Regions from separate parts of the Homo sapiens genome. Here region 2 is linked to region 1. A link is an interaction called in ENCODE POLR2A ChIA-PET data of the cell type or tissue named here. Cell type or tissue: HepG2. All regions are shown on one strand. Each heading gives the region's core, and the rest is flanking DNA. Links, peaks and the distances in the headings are about the cores only. Region 1 overlaps CKAP5 (cytoskeleton associated protein 5). Region 2 overlaps ARHGAP1 (Rho GTPase activating protein 1).

Region 1 (2,912 bases), core at 86-2,585:
CTGCAAACCATATGCAGAATTCATCCACACTTCTCTTCACTGCTACCACCTTGGTGTGTGTGTTCTCTCTCATCTGTATTACTGTACTATCTTCCTGCTTGATCTCCCTGCTTCCACCCTGCCTTCCTCTGTTCTTTTCTACACATAGCATCAGAATGACTCTAATGAAACATTTTCCAGAGGCTCTCCCTTTCACTCAGCAAAAGCAAAAGGCCCTTTAAAGGTCTCTGAGGTCCTGTGTTTATAGGACCCGCCAGTGCCCCTAGTACCTCATCACCTAGTCCTCTTCCTGTTGTTTCACTCCAGCCCCACCAGCCCCCTTGTTTCTTTTAGAGTCAGGGTCTCGCTCTCTCACTCAGGCTGGAGTGCAGTGGCGCAATCATGGCTCACTGGGTTCAAGCAGTCCTCCTGCCTCAGCCTCCCGAGTAGCTGGGACTACAGGTGCATGCCACCATGCCTGGCTAATTTTTGTATTTTTTGTAGAGACAGGGTTTCTCCTTGTTGCCCAGGCTGGTCTCTAACTCCTGGGCTCAAGTGATCCACCCACATCGGCCTCCCAAAGTTCTGGGATTTCAGGTGTGAGCCACCACGCCTGGCCTCCCCCTGGTTGTTTCTGGAACACACCAGGCATATGTCTTCTTAGGGCCTTTGCACTGGCTATTTCTTACACATAAATGCTCTTCCTTAGATGGCTTTGTTGCCTAGCTCCCTTTCCTCTTTCACATCTTTGTTCAAATACCACCATCTTAGTGAAACCTTTTTTTTTTTTTTTTTGAGATGAAGTCTTGCTCTCTCGCCCAGGCTGGAGTGCTATGGCACGATCTTGGCTCACTGCACCCTCCGCCTCCCAGGCTTAAGAGATTCTCTTGCCTCAGCTTCCCGAGTAGCTGGGATTATAGACGTGCACCTCCACGCCCAGCTAAGTTTTGTAGTTTTAGTAGAGGCGGGGTTTCACCGTATTGGCCAGGCTGGTCTCCAACTCCTGACCTCAGTTGATCCACCTGCCTTGGCCTCCCAAAGTACTCCCAGGCATGAGCCACTGTGCCTGGCCAGTAAAACCTTATTGTTTAAAACTTGCAACCTATCCCTCACCCCACCATAGCACTTACACCTCTAACATACTATATAATGTAGTATTTATTAGGTTAATTGTTCAGCATCTGTGTCTAGTCATGCATATCAACATTTTGCCCAGTGATGGACTGCATATATGATGGTGGTCCCATAAGATTATTTATTTTGAGACAGGGTCTCACTCTGTCATCCAGGCTGGAATGCAGTGACGATCTCGGCTCACTGCAACCTCCACCTCCTAGGTTCAAGTGATTCTTTTGCCTTGGCCTCCCGAGTAGCTGGACAGTTGCGTGCCACCACACCCAGCTAATTTTTTGTGTGTATTTTTAGTAGAGACAGGGTTTCACCATGTTGCCCCAGCTGGTCTTGAACTCCTGGTCTTCCTGGTCTCAAGTGATCCCCCCACCTCAGCCTCCCAAAGACCTAGGATTACAGGTGTGAGCCACCATACCCAGCTGGAGCTGAAAAATTGCTATCACCTGATGATACCATAGCTGTCATAATGTCATAGCACAATTATTTTTGTATAAGTTTAGTGTAGCCTAAGTGTACAGTGTTTATAAAGTTGACAGTAGTGTCCTAGGCTTTCACCTTCACACACCACTCACCCAGAGCAACTTCCAGTCCTGCAAGCTCCATTCCTGGTAAATGTCCTATACAGGTGTACCATTTATCTTTTATACAACATTCTTACTGTACCTTCTCTATGTTTAGATACATAAATACTTTGTGTTAACATTGCCTATAGTATTCAGTACAGTAACATGCTGTACAGGCTTGTAGCCTAGGTGTGTGGCAGGTTATACCAACTAGGTGTTCACATAACAATGAAATTATCTAACAAATGCATTTCTCAGAATGTATCCCTGCCCTTAAGCCACACATGATGATATTTGTTAAATGATATAAATGAATGCAGTAACTAAGTTTAAGCTGAAATGTTACTGCCCCCACAGTGAAAAAGTCCCTATTCGAGAATTACTGCTCACAGGATCTAGAGACAAACAGAAGACTTAGGAGGTTTCAGTTATAGAAAATAGCTATCATGAGCCTTAAACCAAGACAAGACAGACCCAACTGCAAAAGTGCCCTCTCATCAGTTCTATGCTTAGTTCTTTCCGAGTTTAGTGACATTCACCTACTCTTACATTTGAGAATGTGTTTGCCTGTCAAAGCATGTCCCTTTGTGTTTTTCAGACCCTGATCATATCCACTCTCAGCCTGTATCTTGCTGGGCTGAAGCTTCAGTTAAATTTTGTTCTCTTAAATAGGAGTTCTTTTTTGTTTTTGACACCTTAAATTACGCCTTTCCAAGACTTTACAAGTGTTTTTATTTTTTGAGGTTTTTTTGAGATAGGTTCTCACTCTGTCACCCAGGCTGGAGTACAGTGGTGCGATCTCGGCTCACTGCAGCTTCTGCCTCCTGGGTTCAAGTGATTCTCATGTCTTGGCCTCCCGAGTAGCTGGGATTATAGGTGTGTGCCACCACCCCCAGCTAATTTTTGAATTTTTTTTAAGAGGGTTTCACCATGTTGGCCAGGTTGGTCTTGAACCCCTGACCTCTAAGTGATCCACCTGTCTTGGTCTCCCAAAGTGCTTGGATTACAGGCATGAGCCACTGTGCCCAGCCAGGGTCTCTTTTTGTTGCCCAGGCTGGTCTTTAATGAAAAAGACCTCTTAGGAGTTAAAGTGTGGTGTGCAGAATGTCCAACAGTATGCCACATGTAAACATACCATGGTTTGATCAGGGCAGGCATCCTATCCTTGTTTCCAAAGCCCTTTTTGGGGATGTTCAACGTGTGATAATTTTGGCCTAAACAGCACATTTGCAACCCAAG
Region 2 (2,912 bases), core at 287-2,786, 56 kb after region 1:
ACCAGTTGCTACCTCTTATATTTTAGACCCAGGGGCCTCACAGACTTTCTGCCCTGGCTGAATCCTCAAATCTGCCAGCCAATGAGGCCTGCCTTGCTGCTGGTGCAGATGTGAGGTGCGGGGACTCATGGGCTGGAAGGAAAGATCCTTTTGGTAGCCCCCATTGTCCTCGAGCATTTCCCCCAAATCCTGGTTATTTCCTCGCTTAGAAGGAGGTAGGCAGATGAGGCCCCCTCTTCCCAGGCTGGTGGTAGGCATCTCTGGGGTTTCTGAAGCTCCAGACTAGTGAGACTGGGCTTGCCAGTCTAACCCTTTGTCCCTGGCCCCTGCCAGTCTGCTTTTCCTTCCACTGTCAGAGCCAGTGGGAAGTGAATCAGAGCAGGCACATAGCCCCAGAGCCACCCCCAGCTGGCCTCCGGGATCTCAGCACCTCAGGATCTAGGCTAGGGTACGAAAGAGAGCAGGTACCACCTGGTCCTTCAAAACAGACCTGCCGGGATGGAGCTGCACCTCCTCTGCAGACAAGCTGGTAGAGGATTCTCTACTTGCAAATCTGGAGACGTTCTGTCCTGAGCTTTGGGAAACTCACTATCTGAAGCAGTCTGACCCATAACCAAAGCATAATCAAGAACAAACACAGAGGCCAGGTGCTGTGGCTCATGCCTATAATCCCAATACTTTGGGAGGCTGAGGCGTGCAGATCATCTGAGGTCAGGAGTTGGAGACCAGCCTGGCTAACATGGTGAAACCCTGTCTCTACTAAAATACAAAAATTAAGGCTGGGCATGGTGGCTCACACCTGTAATCATAGCATTTTGGGAGGCTGAGGCGAGCAGATCACCTGAGGTCGGGAGTTTGAGACCAGCCTGACAAACATGGTGAAACCCCGTCTCTACTAAAAATACAAAAATTAGCTGGGTGTGGTGGGACATGCCTGTAGTCCTAGCTACTCAGGATGCTGGGGCAGGAGAATCACTTGAACCCGGGACGCAAAGGTTGCAGTGAGCCGAGATCGCGCCATTGCACTCCAGCCTGGGTAACGAGCAAAACTCCATCTCAAAAAAAAAAAAAAAAAAATTAGCCTGGTGTGCTGGCACCTGCCTGTAGTCCCTGCTACTTGGGAGGCTGAGGCAGGAGAATCTCTTGAACTTAGGAGGTGGTGGTTGCAGTGAGCCCAGATCACTCCACAGCACTCCAGCCTGGATGATAGAGACTCCATCTCAGAAAAAAAAGAAGAACAAACACAGAAATATAACTAGAACCAGGCATCCCATAGTTTAATGGTGACCTGCGATTTTGTGCAGGCTACCAAAACGTATTGAATACCTGCCACATGCCAGACACTGGACCAGTACTGGAGACTGTAGGTGCCATGGTACGCAACTGTAATCCCAGCTACTGGAAAGCTGAGGCAGGAGTTCAAGACTAGCCTGGGCAACATAACAAGATTCTGTCTCAAAAAATTGTTTTTAATTAAGCAGGTGGGATGGCATGTGCCTGTAGTCCTAGCTACTCAGGACATGGGAGGCTAAAGCAGGAGGATTGTTTGAGCCCAGGAGTTCAAGGCTGCAGTGAGCTACAGTTATGCCACTGCACTTCAGCCTGGGTGACAGAGCAAGACCCTGTCTCTTAAAAAAAAAAAAATCACAGCTTGCCAGGAGTAAACAAAGAAAAAGAACAAACAAAGACAATGAGACACAGCCTCTGTCTTTGAGCTGCTCACAAGCCTGTCAGGGAGACAGGTACATAAACAATTCTACAGGAGAGTGAAGGGTCAGGACAGTGATGGGTGACGGTTTATGCTGGGAGCCATGAAAAGGGGCAGCTAACCTGTCTGGGGAGAGAGGGCGAGGACACAGGATTCCAGGCGGCGATTATGCCTGCATTGAGTCTTAAGGGTTGGTGGGGGCCCTAGAATATCTTAATGAGAAAGGATAGAATGCTTAGAAACCTACAGAAGTCAATCAGAACCAGTGTCGTCCATAATTCTAGTAATAAGCTGGGTGCAGTGGTGCACACCTGTAGTCTCAGCTGCTTGGGAAGCTGAGGTGAGAGGATCACCTAAAGCCAGGAGTTCAAGAACAGCCTGGGCAACACATTGAGACCCCCATCTCTTTTCTTTAATTTTGTCTTTTTTTTTTTGAGACGGAGTCTCGCTTTATCACCCAGGCTGGAGTGCAGTGGGGCGATCTCGGCTCACTGCAAGCTCCGTCTCCTGGGTTCATGCCATTCTCCTGCCTCAGCCTCCCGAGTAGCTGGGACTACAGGTGCCCGCCACCACACCTGGCTAATTTTTTTTTTTGTGTGTGTGTTTTTAGTAAAGACGGGGTTTCACCATGTTAGCCAGGATGGTCTCGATCTCCTGACCTCATGATCCGCCCACCTCGGCCTCCCAAAGTGTTGGGACTACAGGCGTGAGCCACTGTGCCTGGCCGAGACCCCCATCTCTTAAAAAAAATTCTAGTAATAAAATCAGAAAGCGATTGTCAGTGGTCAGAAATGAGACATGACTGTTAAGTAATCAGACTGATTTCCTCAGTGGCTGAAACATGCTGAGAAGGTAACTTCAAGAGGCTTTCCAAATACACACTGCTCAGCGGGGGTGCTTTTGGAAAAGTGTAGACTTATAAGATGACTATTTGGCAAGATCACAAATGCTTTAGTGAGCATTTTTTAAAAATTGAGGTAAGAGCCGGGCGTGGTGGCTCATGCCTGTAATCCCAGCGCTTTGGGAGGCCAAGGCAGGTGGATCGTGACGTCAGGAGTTCGAGACCAGCTTGGCCAACATGGTGAAACTCTGTCTCTACTAAAAATACAAATATTAGCCAGGCATGGTGGCAGGCGCCTGTAATCCCAGCTACTCGGGAAGCTGAGGCAGGAGAATCGCTTGAACCTGGGAGGTGGAGGTTGCA

The links. ChIA-PET counts read pairs that join two places held together with the same protein. Peaks named below come from ENCODE experiments on the same cell type or tissue, not always from the same donor. Only the 100,000 strongest peaks of a DNase experiment are listed, where the experiment ranks them.
Region 2: POLR2A ChIA-PET joins it to region 1 with 5 read pairs; 13 of 35 experiments call an interaction of 5 or more read pairs at or near these places.

Annotation. Positions count from the first base shown.
Region 1 is chr11:46,745,464-46,748,375 of GRCh38, reverse strand. The region is part of intron 42 of CKAP5 (cytoskeleton associated protein 5); the gene reads left to right. Among named protein-coding and RNA genes, the nearest start is that of MIR5582, 6.3 kb to the left of the region's middle. In HepG2, for the core only: no CTCF peak of the experiment used is centred there; no DNase peak of the experiment used is centred there.
Region 2 is chr11:46,689,617-46,692,528 of GRCh38, reverse strand. All of the region lies in intron 3 of ARHGAP1 (Rho GTPase activating protein 1), which reads left to right. Among named protein-coding and RNA genes, the nearest start is that of ARHGAP1, 9.5 kb to the left of the region's middle. In HepG2, for the core only: no CTCF peak of the experiment used is centred there; a DNase peak (open chromatin) is centred at 1,688.